Regions from separate parts of the Homo sapiens genome. Here regions 1, 3 and 4 are each linked to region 2. Evidence: chromatin contacts called from ENCODE Hi-C or POLR2A ChIA-PET data. All regions are on one chromosome and are shown on one strand. Each heading gives the region's core, a stretch centred on a gene start or an enhancer-like site at or near the end of the contact. The rest is flanking DNA. Distances are from core to core; before and after follow the strand shown.

The links. A loop is a pair of places that touch in the nucleus more often than their neighbours do. ChIA-PET counts read pairs that join two places held with the same protein, here RNA polymerase II (POLR2A). Pooled maps may share reads with other maps.
Region 1: a loop to region 2 is called in a pooled map, with 2.3 times the contacts of the local background. The contact joins the enhancer-like site here to the promoter of AQP3 in region 2. A Hi-C loop is called at or near these places in 1 of 168 maps with a recorded cell type or tissue (PC-9) and 4 of 50 pooled maps. POLR2A ChIA-PET finds 5 or more read pairs at or near these places in 1 of 52 experiments (MCF 10A).
Region 3: a loop to region 2 is called in a pooled map, with 2.4 times the contacts of the local background. The contact joins the enhancer-like site here to the promoter of AQP3 in region 2. A Hi-C loop is called at or near these places in 1 of 168 maps with a recorded cell type or tissue (PC-9) and 4 of 50 pooled maps. POLR2A ChIA-PET finds 5 or more read pairs at or near these places in 2 of 52 experiments (HEK293 and MCF 10A).
Region 4: a pooled map shows a loop between it and region 2 (2.1-fold over the local background). The contact joins the promoter of PTENP1-AS here to the promoter of AQP3 in region 2. A Hi-C loop is called at or near these places in 1 of 50 pooled maps.

What each region holds. Positions count from the first base shown.
Region 1 is chr9:33,228,190-33,231,455 of GRCh38, reverse strand. No RefSeq gene overlaps it. Among named protein-coding and RNA genes, the nearest start is that of SPINK4, 10 kb to the left of the region's middle. Within about 2 kb of position 1,880, at least 6 of the 41 ENCODE cell types and tissues checked have a DNase peak (open chromatin) inside an H3K27ac peak, as active enhancers do.
Region 2 is chr9:33,445,680-33,449,259 of GRCh38, reverse strand. AQP3 (aquaporin 3 (Gill blood group)) reads left to right here and starts at 1,667. Exons shown (of 6, transcript NM_004925.5): 1 at 1,667-1,837. The coding sequence starts at 1,730. RefSeq lists a silencer at 1,492-1,681.
Region 3 is chr9:33,247,829-33,251,216 of GRCh38, reverse strand. It overlaps SPINK4 (serine peptidase inhibitor Kazal type 4), which reads right to left. Exons shown (of 4, transcript NM_014471.3): 4 at 2,650-2,791. The coding sequence ends at 2,746. Among named protein-coding and RNA genes, the nearest start is that of SPINK4, 9.4 kb to the right of the region's middle. RefSeq lists an enhancer at 2,195-2,304. Within about 2 kb of position 2,035, at least 3 of the 41 ENCODE cell types and tissues checked have a DNase peak (open chromatin) inside an H3K27ac peak, as active enhancers do.
Region 4 is chr9:33,675,485-33,678,860 of GRCh38, reverse strand. It overlaps PTENP1-AS (PTENP1 antisense RNA), which reads right to left and starts at 1,593. Exons shown (of 4, transcript NR_103745.2): 1 at 1,352-1,593; 2 at 574-771. It also overlaps the pseudogene PTENP1.

The DNA of each region.
Region 1 (3,266 bases), core at 631-3,130, 220 kb after region 2:
AACAGTGTGGGTGGGACACTGACAGTGCCTGCTACCACAGCTGCACAAAAAACTAGGTGACAAGCTGAAAAAACTATGCCCCAAAAGAACTGGGCTCAAAAAACCTAGAGTTATGTGTCCACATTCCGTTTTTTTGGTTTTTGTTTTAGAGACAAGGTCTTGCTCTGTTGCCCAGGCTGGAGTGCAGTGGTGAGATCACGGCTCACTGCAGCCTTGACCTTCCTGGCTTAAGCGATCTTCTCTCCTCAGCCTCCCAAGTAGCTGGAACCACAGGTATGCATCACCATGCCCAGCTAATTTTTTATTTTTATTTTGTAGAGACAGGGTCTTCTTATGTCGCCCAGGCTGTTCTCGAGCTCCTGGGCTCAAGTGATCCTCCCAAAGTGCTGGCATTATAGATGTGAGCACTGTGCCCAGCCCATGTCTACTTTCTGACCAGGGAAGGGAAGGCATTTTTATGGACAGTCCCTTATTTGTATCCAATGAAGGTAAGTAGGTCTCCAAAGAAAACCTGGGATTCTATTACCGAAAGGAGGAATGTTGCTGGTCAGACAAAAGCCACAGATGTTACTAAACCTTCCCCACATGCTTACTTTGTTTTGTTTTGTTTTGAGACAGAGTTTTGCTCTGTTGCACAGGCTGGAGTGCAGTGGCACGATCTCAGCTCACTGCAACCTCCGCCTCCCGGGTTCAAGGGATTCTCCCACCTCAGCCTCCCGAGTAGCTGGGATTATAGACGCGCACCACCACACCCAGCTAATTTTTGTATTTTAAGTAGAGACAGGGTTTCACCATGGCCACATGCTGATCTTTCACTTGTACGATGAATTCGCTCACAAGAGCCCAGGGCTTCATAAAGCTGGCCCAACAAGGGCCTCCTGATGGCTCCTGGACACAGGGGTGCCGTTGTCCAGAGTAACAGCTCCCAGACTCATGTTGGAGTCCTGAGTGCTGCCTCCCTTCTGGGCTGTGCCAGGGGTGGGCCAGGAGGCAGCCATGCCATCAGAACCTGGGCTCTGGAGTCTGGACACCTTGTCTGTGTGACCTTGGGTGTGTCATTGCACCTCTGAGCCTCAGTTGCTCACCTGTAATCAGGGCTACTTCATGTGGTTGTGTGGAATGTGTTCTGTTCATCTCCAGGGGGTGCCATTCCCCTTAGATTCCATGGGCCCTGTAGTGTGCACTTAACTGGAGTGGGGGCAGGTAAGGTATCCAGCAGCAAAGTTCAGAGGCCATGCAACCTGCCCAAAGGATCCTGGGGTGTGCTGGGGAGAACCAGAGTTTTGTTCACAATCTCCCACTCTCATACTTTTCTTTGGGGGGGCTGTCATCATGCTCTCCCACTTATAGACAGGCTTACTGTTTGCTATTAGGGATGGGGAGGTATGGCTGCAGACCGCTTTTCCCAACTTTGTGAACTAAAGGAACAGAAGGGACTTTTCTCCTCTCCCCACAGCCTCCTTCAGTGTATAAAAACCCAAGAGGAGACTCTGATTGGGTTGGGTAAGTCATGTGCTCATCTCTTGAACCAATCAATGTGGCCTGGAAATTGGGCATCTGTGATGGGCCGGGCTGAGGTCACATGTACCCTATTGTTGCCAAAGGAACAGGATAAAATGATTAGCGATTTTGGAGCCTGGCAAATGGCACAGCCTCAGAGCCCAAAAGGCTAAAGTCTTCAGTCGGTTCCAGGAGCCCTGGAAATTCTTTCCTTTTCATGATGTTTCTTTTCCATATCCAAGGTGGCCCTGGTTGGTACCCACCCTCTTAAGGCAGACTCTCTTCCAGGCAGGTGCTTTCAACATGCCCATGGGCACTGGTCCAAGGCAGGCAAGGGAGAGGTCTAGTTCTCATGCTCAAAGGCGCCCAGTAAATATTTGAGGTGAGTCAGTGCGTTGACAGGTGAGGCCTCAGGGCTTGTCTGCCCCTCCCTGGTGATTGTCTCCACCTGACCCTCAAGCTGCCCGAAGATCTCTGCTGCCCTCTCCCTGTGGTGGGTGTGATCTGGGCATGGTCCCCTGCCCAGGGTCTCCTGCCCACCTCTTTCTTCCCAGCCTCGAGGAGGGGTCCTTAGATCCGCACAAGGAGTTCCCCCTCTTAGCCTCTTAACCTGGCCTTATAATTCTATCTATTTTACAGACGAGAAAATTAAGGCTCAGAAAGATTAAATGACAAGTTCGAAGTTTCCAGCATTGTAAGTGGCAGAGCCGGCATTCAAAACAATATCTGATTTTAAATCTCAGACTCTTACCAGATTCCTCTGCCCACCATAGATTCTGGTTTTAAATACATACACCCAGAAGCCCATCCTGGCCCAGTAACTGAAATAGCAGGAGCTGAAAGAGCCGCACAATTTGAAGTGAGTTTCGTGGAAAATTCTGTGGTCCAGCCTTGGCAGGAAGTTGCCAAAATAGTCGAGTGTGGACCACAGGTGGAACCTCCTTGCATCTGGGCCCAGCTAAGGTCTAGAGGTCCCTGAATATAGACCCTCTCCAAAAGGCAGTCATTCCAGGGGGTCCAGGCAGAAGGTGGGAGGAGCTGCCACACATGCCCCACGGCACTTATAGGTTCAGCAGGCAGGACCCATGTGACCCCAGCTTGGCATCTTCCCAGACACAGCCACTGGCAGTATCTATGACCAGGCTGAATTTAGACACGGGGTCCAAAATACTGCTACTCATCCCACCACCGACCCCAGCAACCTGCACCCTCCTCACCAACATTCACATAGTACCTGTGCTGTCCTCGGCATTGTTCAGAGGGTACACTGCTCCCTTTGCAGAACCTCTCCTGTCTGGCCCTCAAGGCCAACCTCCCCCTCCCTTTATGGTGAATGGGGTATGGGCATGGAGTCTCCTGCCGTCTCTCCTCTTCCCTCCCAGATTTGAAAAGAAGTCTTTGGACTCTCACCAGGATATGTGATATCCTGATATGTCCAGCCTTAGGGTCTTCTGCTGTCCCTTTCTGAGAATCTGTGCTTGCTGGGAACCCAGGACAGCTCCAAGGACAGGAAGGACTGAAGGAAGGGGCAGTGTGGTTTGGAGAAAGATCCCAGATTCAGGAATACGACAGAACCGGGTTTGAACCCTCATTTGGCCACTCACTCACTGTGATAGGCAGACCGATGCTCCCATCCCCCCAAATACCTACCTCCTTATCCCCCAAACCTGTGAATATGTTACCTCACATGACAAAAGGGATTCTGCATCTGTGATCAAAGGAAGGATCCTGAAATGGGGAGGTTATCCTGGGTTACCTGGGTGAGC
Region 2 (3,580 bases), core at 418-2,917:
GCAATGCTGCCATAGAAGCTCAGCCTAAGGGCATGTTGTTTGCTCCCAGGCCACCAGATGTTTCCTTGTTATTAAAAGCAGCATAGAGGGCAAGGTTGCACTTCGGGAGGCCGAGGTGGGAGGATCGTTTAAAGCCAGGAGTTTGAGACTAACCTGGGCAACATAGCAAGACCTCATTTTTACAACAGATTTTTAAAAATTAGCTGAGTGTCATGGTGGCACATAGTCCCTATAGTCCCATCCATTCTGGAGGCTGAGGTGGGAGGATCACTTGGGCCCAGGAGTTCGAGGCTACAGTGAGCTGTGATTGCACCACAGCCTGGGTGATGGAGCAAGACCCTACTCTTTAAAAAGAGAGAGAGGGCAAGGTTGTCCCATGATCCCCCTCAGATAGGGCTGACTCCCCCATAATTAAGTTTGCTTAAAGAGGCAGACTTGCTGGGCTCAGTGGCTCACGCCTGTAATCCCAGCACTTTGGGAGGCTGAGGCGGGTGGATAACTTGTGGTCAGGAGTTCGAAATCAGCCTGGTCAACATGGTGAATCCCCATCTCCACTAAAAAAACAAAAATTAGCTGGGCATGGTGGTGTGCACCTGTAATCCCAGCTAATCGGGAGGCTGAAGCAGGAGAATCACTTGAACCTGGGAGGTGGAGGTTGCAGGGAGCCGAGATCACGCCATTGCACTCCACCTAGGCGACAGAGAGAGACTCCGTCTAAAAAAAAAAAAGAGACAGACTCTTCCTTGGCTGGGGGTAAGTCAGATGGGAGAGGAGAGGGTTAAAAACAGCTGGGACTCAGCCTGCTGGCAAACATGTGGCATGTGGCATGTCGGGGCAACTGCAGCTCAGCCTCTGGAGCCATGTGAGCAATGCACGCAGGTACACGTGTGACAAGCTAGGTCACCTAGCCATGTTCAACAGGCATGTGCACAGCCACGAGGAATGCCCAGCCGTACAATTAGGCACACAGGACATCCGCCATGTGTAGACACAGCTGTGGACATAGCTGGCCAGGACATGCGACACACGACGTGCTCATAGCACAGGGAGAAGGGCCCATGAAGTCTGGTTGGAACTCAGCACGTGTGTCTGTGTGCCCACCTGAGTCTGGACTGCTGCCCCTCTGACACTAGCTGTCCCCTTGAAGGGTCGGTGCCTTATCTGTCCTGACAGAAGAGACAGTGTTGCTTCTCACTTGGGGCTCGCAGCCTCCTCCTCCTGCCTCGAACTGAGGATCTGTTGGGTCCAGTCATCCTGGAGAGATGCGGCCAGTTTCTTTCTGACAGGTCTCCTCCTGCCCGCAAGGAAGTGGGGTGATCACAGGGCGCAGGTGGTCTCTATGACAGCTGCATCCTCTCCAGCCATGGCCCTGAACCCTGCCTATAATCCCACCATTGGCTCTCAGATCTGCCTAAGCCTCTCAGCCCCCTTGACGTCCCCTCCCTTAAGCGCCCTCCGAAGGCCACCCGTCCCTCAAAGCTCCTCACACTCCATGCCCGCAGCTCCCTCCACCCGGCGTCCGCACCAGCCTCCCAGCCGAGGTGGGGCGGGGGCGAGGGGGCGCGCACTCCTCGGCGCTCCGGGACTGCAGGGCGGGGCTGCAGGGCGGGCGGGGCCCGTGTCTCCAGCGCTCCTATAAAGGGAGCCACCAGCGCTGGAGGCCGCTGCTCGCTGCGCCACCGCCTCCCGCCACCCCTGCCCGCCCGACAGCGCCGCCGCCTGCCCCGCCATGGGTCGACAGAAGGAGCTGGTGTCCCGCTGCGGGGAGATGCTCCACATCCGCTACCGGCTGCTCCGACAGGCGCTGGCCGAGTGCCTGGGGACCCTCATCCTGGTGGTGAGTGGAGGGAGCCGGGGAAGCCCTTCTCTCTCCAGCCCTTGCACTCCCCAAACTCTCACTTCCCCGAAGGGGCTGTGTTTTCCAAGGTAGCCTGGACCCACCTCCCCAGCTGTGACCCCCACGCTTAACCGCGGAGGATCAAGCTGACTTCCAAAGTCCTCTTCCCCACGGTTCTAACCCCCTCTCTGACAGCTCCGACTCTTGCCAGAATGACAGCTGTTACTCCCCAGTGATAGTGCCGATCGTTTACCCTCCCACAAGTGACTCAGCCAACAGGCTGGGGGCAGCGGTCACGCTTGCAGTCTGGGACAGCCAGCCACTTCCCCTGCCTCCCACACCCCTCCAGATTCCCAGAATCCCAGCCCCCAGATGTAGGGGAGGGGGCGGAGGCAAATGAGCCATTATTAGGTTATTTGGGTCCTGGGTGTCTGGCCTCTAATGAATAATTAAGCCTCAAAAAGTCCAAAGGTTGAAGTGAGTGAGGACAGTTTGCACGAGTGGGGGCAGAGGGTGCAGGCCACATGGGCTGCGAACAGCGAAGTGGGAAGGGAGGCAGATTCTGACGGTAGAAGGGTGGGAGGAAGCTAGGCCCAGGCACAGAGGACGCGTGTCTAAAGTTGCTCACCTGGTGCTCAGCGACTCCCAGGCCCTGTCTGTTATCCAGACAGATGCTGTCAGCGTCTGTGCAGAAGACGACAAGCATTCTGGTTACTCCCTGGCCTCTTGGTTACTCTGTGGGTTCTCTGAGTGAGCATTTCCCTGCCTGAGTTACTCCTCAGTCCTAGTTACTCCTTGGTCACACCAGTTTCACCCTGGTTTTGTTCTGAGTGACTCTGTTTGCACTTCTTAGGTCTGGCAGACCCACCAGTTATGTTCTATTTCCTGTCCCAGTTACTCTGATTTTTCAGCCGCTCATGTGGTTACACCTGTTTTCCTCTGTGTTCAGTTGCTACATTGCAGTGAGTGGGTTACTCCGTTCCTGCCCCAGCCCTGGGTAGTACAGACCAGCTGGCCCACTGTGGACTAGGAAGCCTAACTAAGGGCAAGTAGGGATCCCCAAATGGTTGAGGATCAGGATCTATGGGCAGAGGAGGGCTGAAACCCACTTCTGGCTTCCAAGAATAGGAAGTGGGGAAGCCACAGGGGGCATTTTATCCACAGCCTCCCATAAGATTAGTCGTCCTATCAGCCAGCCCTAGCCCCTCTCTCCTGTGCCAAGAAGGCAATAGGAGGTGGCCTTTATCACTCTCCTGCCTCGGAGCCCTCACTCCTATCGGAGTCCTGAGTCCAGCCACCTGTTTTAGAGCAGCCAGGCTAGGGGAGGATGATGTCTTCTATTTTCCTAGAGGGGCCTCCTCATTCCCTCCCAAGTCTCAGTTCACTCTCTCACAAAGGAGCCGTTAGTCCTCCCACTGAGCCCCAGGATCATCAGGCTTATCCCAGACCACAAAAGAAGAGTGTTAAATTTTAGGGGAAGGGTTGCAGACTCAGATGGATGTGAGGTATTGGATATCAGTGAGAAGCAGAACTTCAAGGACTGCATGAACTGGAGGGGCAGGCCTGGGGATCCCTTTGTAGTGGGTGAGTGCCTGCCTGCCTACCTGCGTGTTGGGAGCCTAGGCCTGCAGTGGCAGAATCAGGGTTGGCTTTGGGGTGAGGAAAGCCCCTTTCTCTGAGATACCTGGTGTGAGGGCAGGGGGCGGTGCTGGCCGAGAACTCAGGGCAGGGGTTGGGGGAGGA
Region 3 (3,388 bases), core at 786-3,285, 200 kb after region 2:
AATTAGCCAGGCATAGTGGCGCATGCCTGTAATCCCAACTACTCAGGAGGCTGAGGCAGGAGAATCGCTTGAACCTGGGAGGCGGAGGTTGCGGTGAGCCGAGATTGCGCCATTGCACTCCAGCCTGGGCAACAAGAGCAAAACTCCATCTCAAAAAGAAAGAAGAAAGAAAAAAGGAAGAAAGAAAGAAGAAAAAGGAAGGAAGGAAAAAAAGGAAAGAAAGAAAAAGAATCAGAAGCCTAATTCCAAAGAGACTGGGCAAAATAGAAACTTTATGGTCATGATATCAAGTTATCCCATGTAATTTTGGGAAGGTCAAAGGCAGCCGGGCTTCAGGAACTCAAACACTGCCTGTAATCACTCTGCCTCTGCATGCCTGCATCATCCTCTCATTCCTCCTTCTTCCACAAAGCAGGACATGTGACTGCTGACAACCCCTGTGTTGCTCATCCTACAGCTTCAGTGCCAGAGGGGAACTGCCTCTGTTTGCTTGTTTCTAATTTGAAAGATCCTGGGGAAGAATCTTTTGGCTAATCAGCAATGGCCAGGGCAGCAGGGTCTCATGCCACACATAAGGTCTTTAGGGGCCAACACTTAGGTTTTGGGGTAGTTCCCAGAGAGGGGGCCACAGAGTCCACATCTGTAAGTGGTAAATTAGGTATTCCTTCCAGGTGGTGCCTGGCACATTGTTCAGGCTTAATCTCTGATTCCTCAGATGATGAGTAGAAGCCTGGGAAGGAAGGGTCACTGATGAGATGCTTGGCTGGGCTATGCCACTTGGGTATAAGAGGGGTGTCCCACTTAGGGCAGAAACTTTTAGATGTCACCAATATCCACTTTCTCCTCCTACAAAAAGTGAACTAATTTTTAGTTTAATGCATGGCCAACCAGATAGACTGTATTTCTCAGTCTCCCTGCTCAGAAGGCCATGAGACTACATTTTAGCTAATGTGGTTTATACAGAGTGTGTATGTCTTAAGGGAAATGTCTTCAGAGGCAAGTGGCGTGCCCTTTCTCTCTGTGGCCTAGAATGCAGATGTGATGGCTGTGGTTGGAGTAGCTGTCTTGGACCTGAGGTAGAAACTGTGATGCGGATGGCAGAGTAACAAAATAGAGGAGCATGGAGTTGTCATACTACATAGGTCTATGTGTAGGAGAAATGAAGTTCTGGCTATAAGTCACTGTTATTTTGGGTTTTCTGCCTCTCACAGCCAAACTTAATCCTACATCATTCATATGCAGGTATGAAACAGGTATGAATCAGTCCCAGTAGAAGGCCTTATTCATAGATGGCCTCCTAGGCCTGCCACCTGCAAATCTATCAGCAACAATTCCTGCTCAGTGTTCCCATTCCAGTGGTCCAAGAGAAAGTAGCTTCCTGCCTTCCTGTGCCCATTCTCTCAGACATGTGTCTTCTACAGAGCATTTCCTGCCCTTTCTGCCCACTCTGCAGCAGGAATCAGAGTCTGTGTGAAACTGCTTTCACCTGCCCAGGCCTCTCTCCATACCCCTTTCTCCTGCCACCATTATCAAGAGGCTCTGCCTAGGGGCTTTGGCCAAAAGAGGAGGTATTCAACATATACCACAGGAGGGAGTCTCTGTCTATGGTGACAATTCTGAACACTGTGTGTCCCTGTGGGACATTGTGTGAGTGCATGTGTGCAGGACGTGCCTGGGGCTGTGTCTAATGTCAGAATATTTGACAACCAGTCAGAGCAGATGTTGACCAAAAGAGCAGAGCAGCATCTCGAAATCATCCCACAGTGCCAGGAATTAACCCCAGACTGTGGAAACCGAGAGACCCAGGTGTTTCCAGGGGACAATCTGGGTGGCTAGGGTATGGGGGGGCACTCAAAGGGCTTGGGGCATCACCTGTTTTCGATTGTGAAAAACCTAGTTCAATGTTACAACAAGCAGTTCAGCTGTACTGTGTACACTGCCTGAATATCAGCCATTGCTGTGCCACGTGTCTGTGTGTACATGCCTTGGAGTGCTGGCACAACCCAGGAGGAAGCCATGGGGGGCACAGGATGACTCTCACAAAGCTTTTTTTTTTCTTTTTTGAGGCAGGGTTTCACTTTGTCACTCAGGCTGGAGTGCAGTGATGCGATCATGGGTCACTGCAGCCTCGACTTCCTGGGCTCAAGCAATCCCCTCCCACCTCAGCCTCCTGAATAGCTGGGACTACAGGTGCATGCCACCAAGCCTGGCTAATTAAAAAAAAAAAAAATTGTAAAGACAGTCTTGCTATGTTGCCCAGGCTGGCCTGAAGCAATCCTGCCACCCTCAGCCTCCCAAAGTGCTGGGATTATAGGTATGAGCTACTGTTCCTGATTTCACAGAGGCTTTCTGAGGCTGGGCCGTGCACCCCAGCAGTGGCAGAGGATACAGACCTCACCTAGGTTCTTGGCCTGAATGATAGTCCAGGCTGGGGCAGACAGGAGTACTAGGCAGCATCCTGGGGTCAGGGACTGGCCTCTCAGGCAGGCAGAAGATAACTGGGACCTCTGAGGGGACATGTGACAGGGTTGAGGAGCACCAGAGGGACGGAGAGAAGCTGGACATCAAATTCAGAGTAGAGGCGACAATGCAAGATCCACCTCCTATCCCCTCTGCAACCAGTGTCCCCAGAGACACTGACCACTTCACTCAGTTGGGCTGGATCTTTTATTTCATGTCATATCCTCTCCATGCCCACCACTGTTCTCCAGCTGACACTTCATGGCTTGAGGTGCTCCTGTGGGATCAGCATTTGCCATCTTTCATGATCTGGATGTCCTGTTTGGTTTTTCTAGGATCAAAGAAGACAGGCATGAGGCTACCTTCTCAGGAGCTGTAGTGTACCATTCAGGGACCTGGCACAGTCCATCCAGACATCCTGCTGAGCGTCGCCCACATATGCAGTGTATGGATACAGGGCAGATCCCAAGGGTCCATGGGCACATCCTTCTACAGCTTTTCCTTTTTTGTACACCCTTCCCCTGGGGGATTTTAGCTTCCTGGGGTTTCCACCACCAGCGCACGCTGATGGCTGCCAAATCTGTCTCCAGCTCGGACCTATGTCCTACCTGTTCATGCAGTTGTCCATATCCAGTGGGATGTCCTAGGGGCTCAACTGTCCACAAACATCACTGCCCCCCACAGAACTGGTACAGACCCCCAAACCACCCATCTCAGCCCATGAAACCACTGGCCACCCAAGCCCACAAATCAGAAACCAGTATGCTGCCTCCTTCCCCTCAGCCTTTACATACAGTCACATACCAAGCCTGTCAATTCCACTCCCAATGTACCTCCTAACCATGAGTCTTTGATTAGCATGATCTTTCTCTAAGCTAGGACAACATCCTGATGTTCCTTATATTTCCTCAAATACAAACTTTCACAT
Region 4 (3,376 bases), core at 344-2,843, 230 kb before region 2:
TGAGTCATACAAATATAGGCCATGGCTTGACTTTAACATGTGAGCAATAGTTTATCACTCCATGTCATAGAGAAAAGCTCAGGACTAGCTGACTTTACTGGTAAATCCCATCAGATATTTAAATAATAATACCACTCCTACAAAAAAAAAAACTTTCACAAAATAAAGAATAAGATTATTCCTAAATTCATCCCAGTTCAGTCCACAATTTCCTAATTCAGCCTAACAGGTCAGAATTACTTTGATACTAATAAAAGAAATCACAAGAAAACTACAAACTAGTATGTCTATGGTCTCCATAAAATATTAGCAAACCTCATTTAGCAATATATAAAACGATTATATACTATGACCAAGTGGGATTTATCCTGCCAGTGGAAGATTGGCTTGACATCCAAAATCAACTAACGTAATATACCATATTAATAGAATAAAAAACATATCATATTATCTCAGTGTATGCAATAAAATAAATTTGACAAAATAACCTGTACCCAATCATAATAAAATCTCAACAAATTATGAACAGACTGAACTTTCTCATCCTGATTAACGGCATGAAAAAACACTCACCTTAAACATGAAAGCTTCAAAAGACTGAATGCTTTGCCTATAATTTTGGTAGCAAAGTAACAATGTCTGTTTTCACTACTTTTATTCAACCTTGCACTGGAGATATCAGACAGTACAGTCAGATAAGAAATTGCAATAAAAGGCTTCCAGGTTGGAAAGGAAAAAGTAGAACTCTTTTTAATCTCCGACTACATGATCCTGTATGTAAGAAAAACAAAAACAAAAACAAAACTCCTGTGAAATCTACGAAGAAACTTCTATAACTAACAAATCCATTTAGCAAGATGTCAGGATACAGTATGTATAACAAAAATCATATGTGTTCTAATACTAGTAATAATCCAAAAGTGAAATTAAGAAAAATATTTTTATAGTTGCAGTATAGAAAATAGCACTTTGCAATATATTAAACAACAGAAATATAAGACCTATACATAGAAAAAATATAAAATGCTGAGATAAGTTTTAAAAGATGAAAAAGAATGGAAAAAACATTCCATGATCATGGAGGACTCAGTATTGTTAAGATAGAAATTATCTCCAAATTTATCAATAAGTACACGGCAATCCTTGTCAAAATTCTAGTAGTACCTTTTGTAGAGATTGACTAGCTGATCCTAAACCTATATGGTGATACCTAGGACTTGAATAGTCAAGGCAATTTTGAAAAAGAAAAACACAATTAAAAGACTTACACTAGCCAATTTTAAAACATACGATAAAGCTGCAATAATCAACAGAGTGTGGTATTAACATAAGATCAACATAGATTACGAACCTAGAAGATGCTCTCCTCTCAGAAGCTGCAGCCGTGATGGAAGTTTGAATGTTGAGCCGCTGTGAGGCGAGGCCGGGCTCAGGCGAGGGAGATGAGAGACAGAGACGGCGGCGGCGGCGGCGGCCCGGCCCGGCCCGGCCTGAAGCCCCTCTCAGCAACCCGTGAGCATCCGCGGGGGCGGCGCCGGCAGCGGCGGCGTTTCTCGCTTCTTCTTCGTCTTTTCTAACTGTGCAGCCTCTTCCTCGGCTTCTCCTGAAAGGGAAGGTGGAAGCCGTGGGCTTGGGCGGGAGCCGGCTGAGGCGCGGCGGCGGCGGCACCTCCCCCTCCTGGAGCGGGGGGAGAAGCGGCGGCGGCGGCGCCCCCGGTGGCCCCGGCGGCTGCAGCTCCAGGGAGGGGGTCTGAGTCGCCTGTCACCATTTCCAGGGCTGGGAACGCCGGAGAGTTGGTCTCTCCCCTTCTACTGCCTCCAACACGGCGGCGGCGGCGGCGGCGGCGGCGGCACATGGAGGGACCCGGGCCGGTTTTAAACCTCTCGTCCGCCGCCGCCGCACCCCCCGTGGCCCGGGCTCCGGAGGCCGCTGGAGGAGGCAGCCGTTCGGAGGATTATTCGTCTTCTCCCCATTCCGCTGCCGCCGCTGCCAGGCCTCTGGCTGCTGAGGAGAAGCAGGCCCAGTAGCTGCCACCATCCAGCAGCTGCTGCCGCAGCCATTACCCGGCTGCGGTCCAGAGCCAAGCAGCGGCTGAGCGAGGGGCATCAGCTACCGCCAAGTCCAGAGCCATTTCCATCCTGCAGAGCCCCGCCACCAGCAGCTTCTGCCATCTCTCTCCTCCTTTTTCTTCAGCCACAGGCTCCCAGACAGGACAGCCATCATCAAAGAGATCGTTAGCAGAAACAAAAGGAGATATCAAGAGGATGGATTCGACTTAGACTTGACCTATATTTATCTAAACATTATTGCTATGGGATTTCCTGCAGAAAGACTTGAAGGCGTATACAGGAACAATATTGATGATGTAGTAAGGTTTTTGGATTCAAAGCATAAAAACCATTACAAGATACACAATCTTTGTGCTGAAAGACATTATGACACCGCCAAATCTAATTACAGAGTTGCGCAATATCCTTTTGAAGACCATAACCCACCACAGCTAGAACTTATCAAACCCTTTTGTGAAGATCTTGACCAATGGCTAAGTGAAGATGACAATCATGTTGCAGCAATTCACTGTAAAGCTGGAAAGGGACGAACTGGTATAATGATTTATGCATATTTATTACATCGGGGCAAATTTTTAAAGGCACAAGAGGCCCTAGATTTCTATGGGGAAGTAAGGACCAGAGACAAAAAGGGAGTAACTATTCCCAGTCAGAGGCGCTATGTGTATTACTATAGCTACCTGGTAAAGAATCATGTGGATTATAGACCAGTGGCACTGTTGTTTCACAAGATGATGTTTGAAACTATTCCAATGTTCAGTGGCGGAACTTGCAATCCTCAGTTTGTGGTCTGCCAGCTAAAGGTGAAGATGTATTCCTCCAATTCAGGACCCACACGATGGGAGGACAAGTTCATGTATTTTGAGTTCCCTCAGCCGTTACCTGTGTGTGGTGATATCAAAGTAGAGTTCTTCCACAAACAGAACAAGATGCTAAAAAAGGACAAAATGTTTCACTTTTGGGTAAATACATTCTTCATACCAGGACCAGAGGAAACCTCAGAAAAAGTAGAAAATGGAAGTCTATGTGATCAAGAAATTGATAGCATTTGCAGTATAGAGCGTGCAGATAATGACAAGGAGTATCTAGTACTTACTTTAACAAAAAATGATCTTGACAAAGCAAATAAAGACAAAGCCAACCGATACTTTTCTCCAAATTTTAAGGTGAAGCTGTACTTCACAAAAACAGTAGAGGAGCCGTCAAATCCAGAGGCTAGCAGTTCAACTTCTGTAACACCAGATGTTAGTGACAATGAACCTGATCATTATAGATATTCTGACACCACTGACTCTGATCCAGAGAAT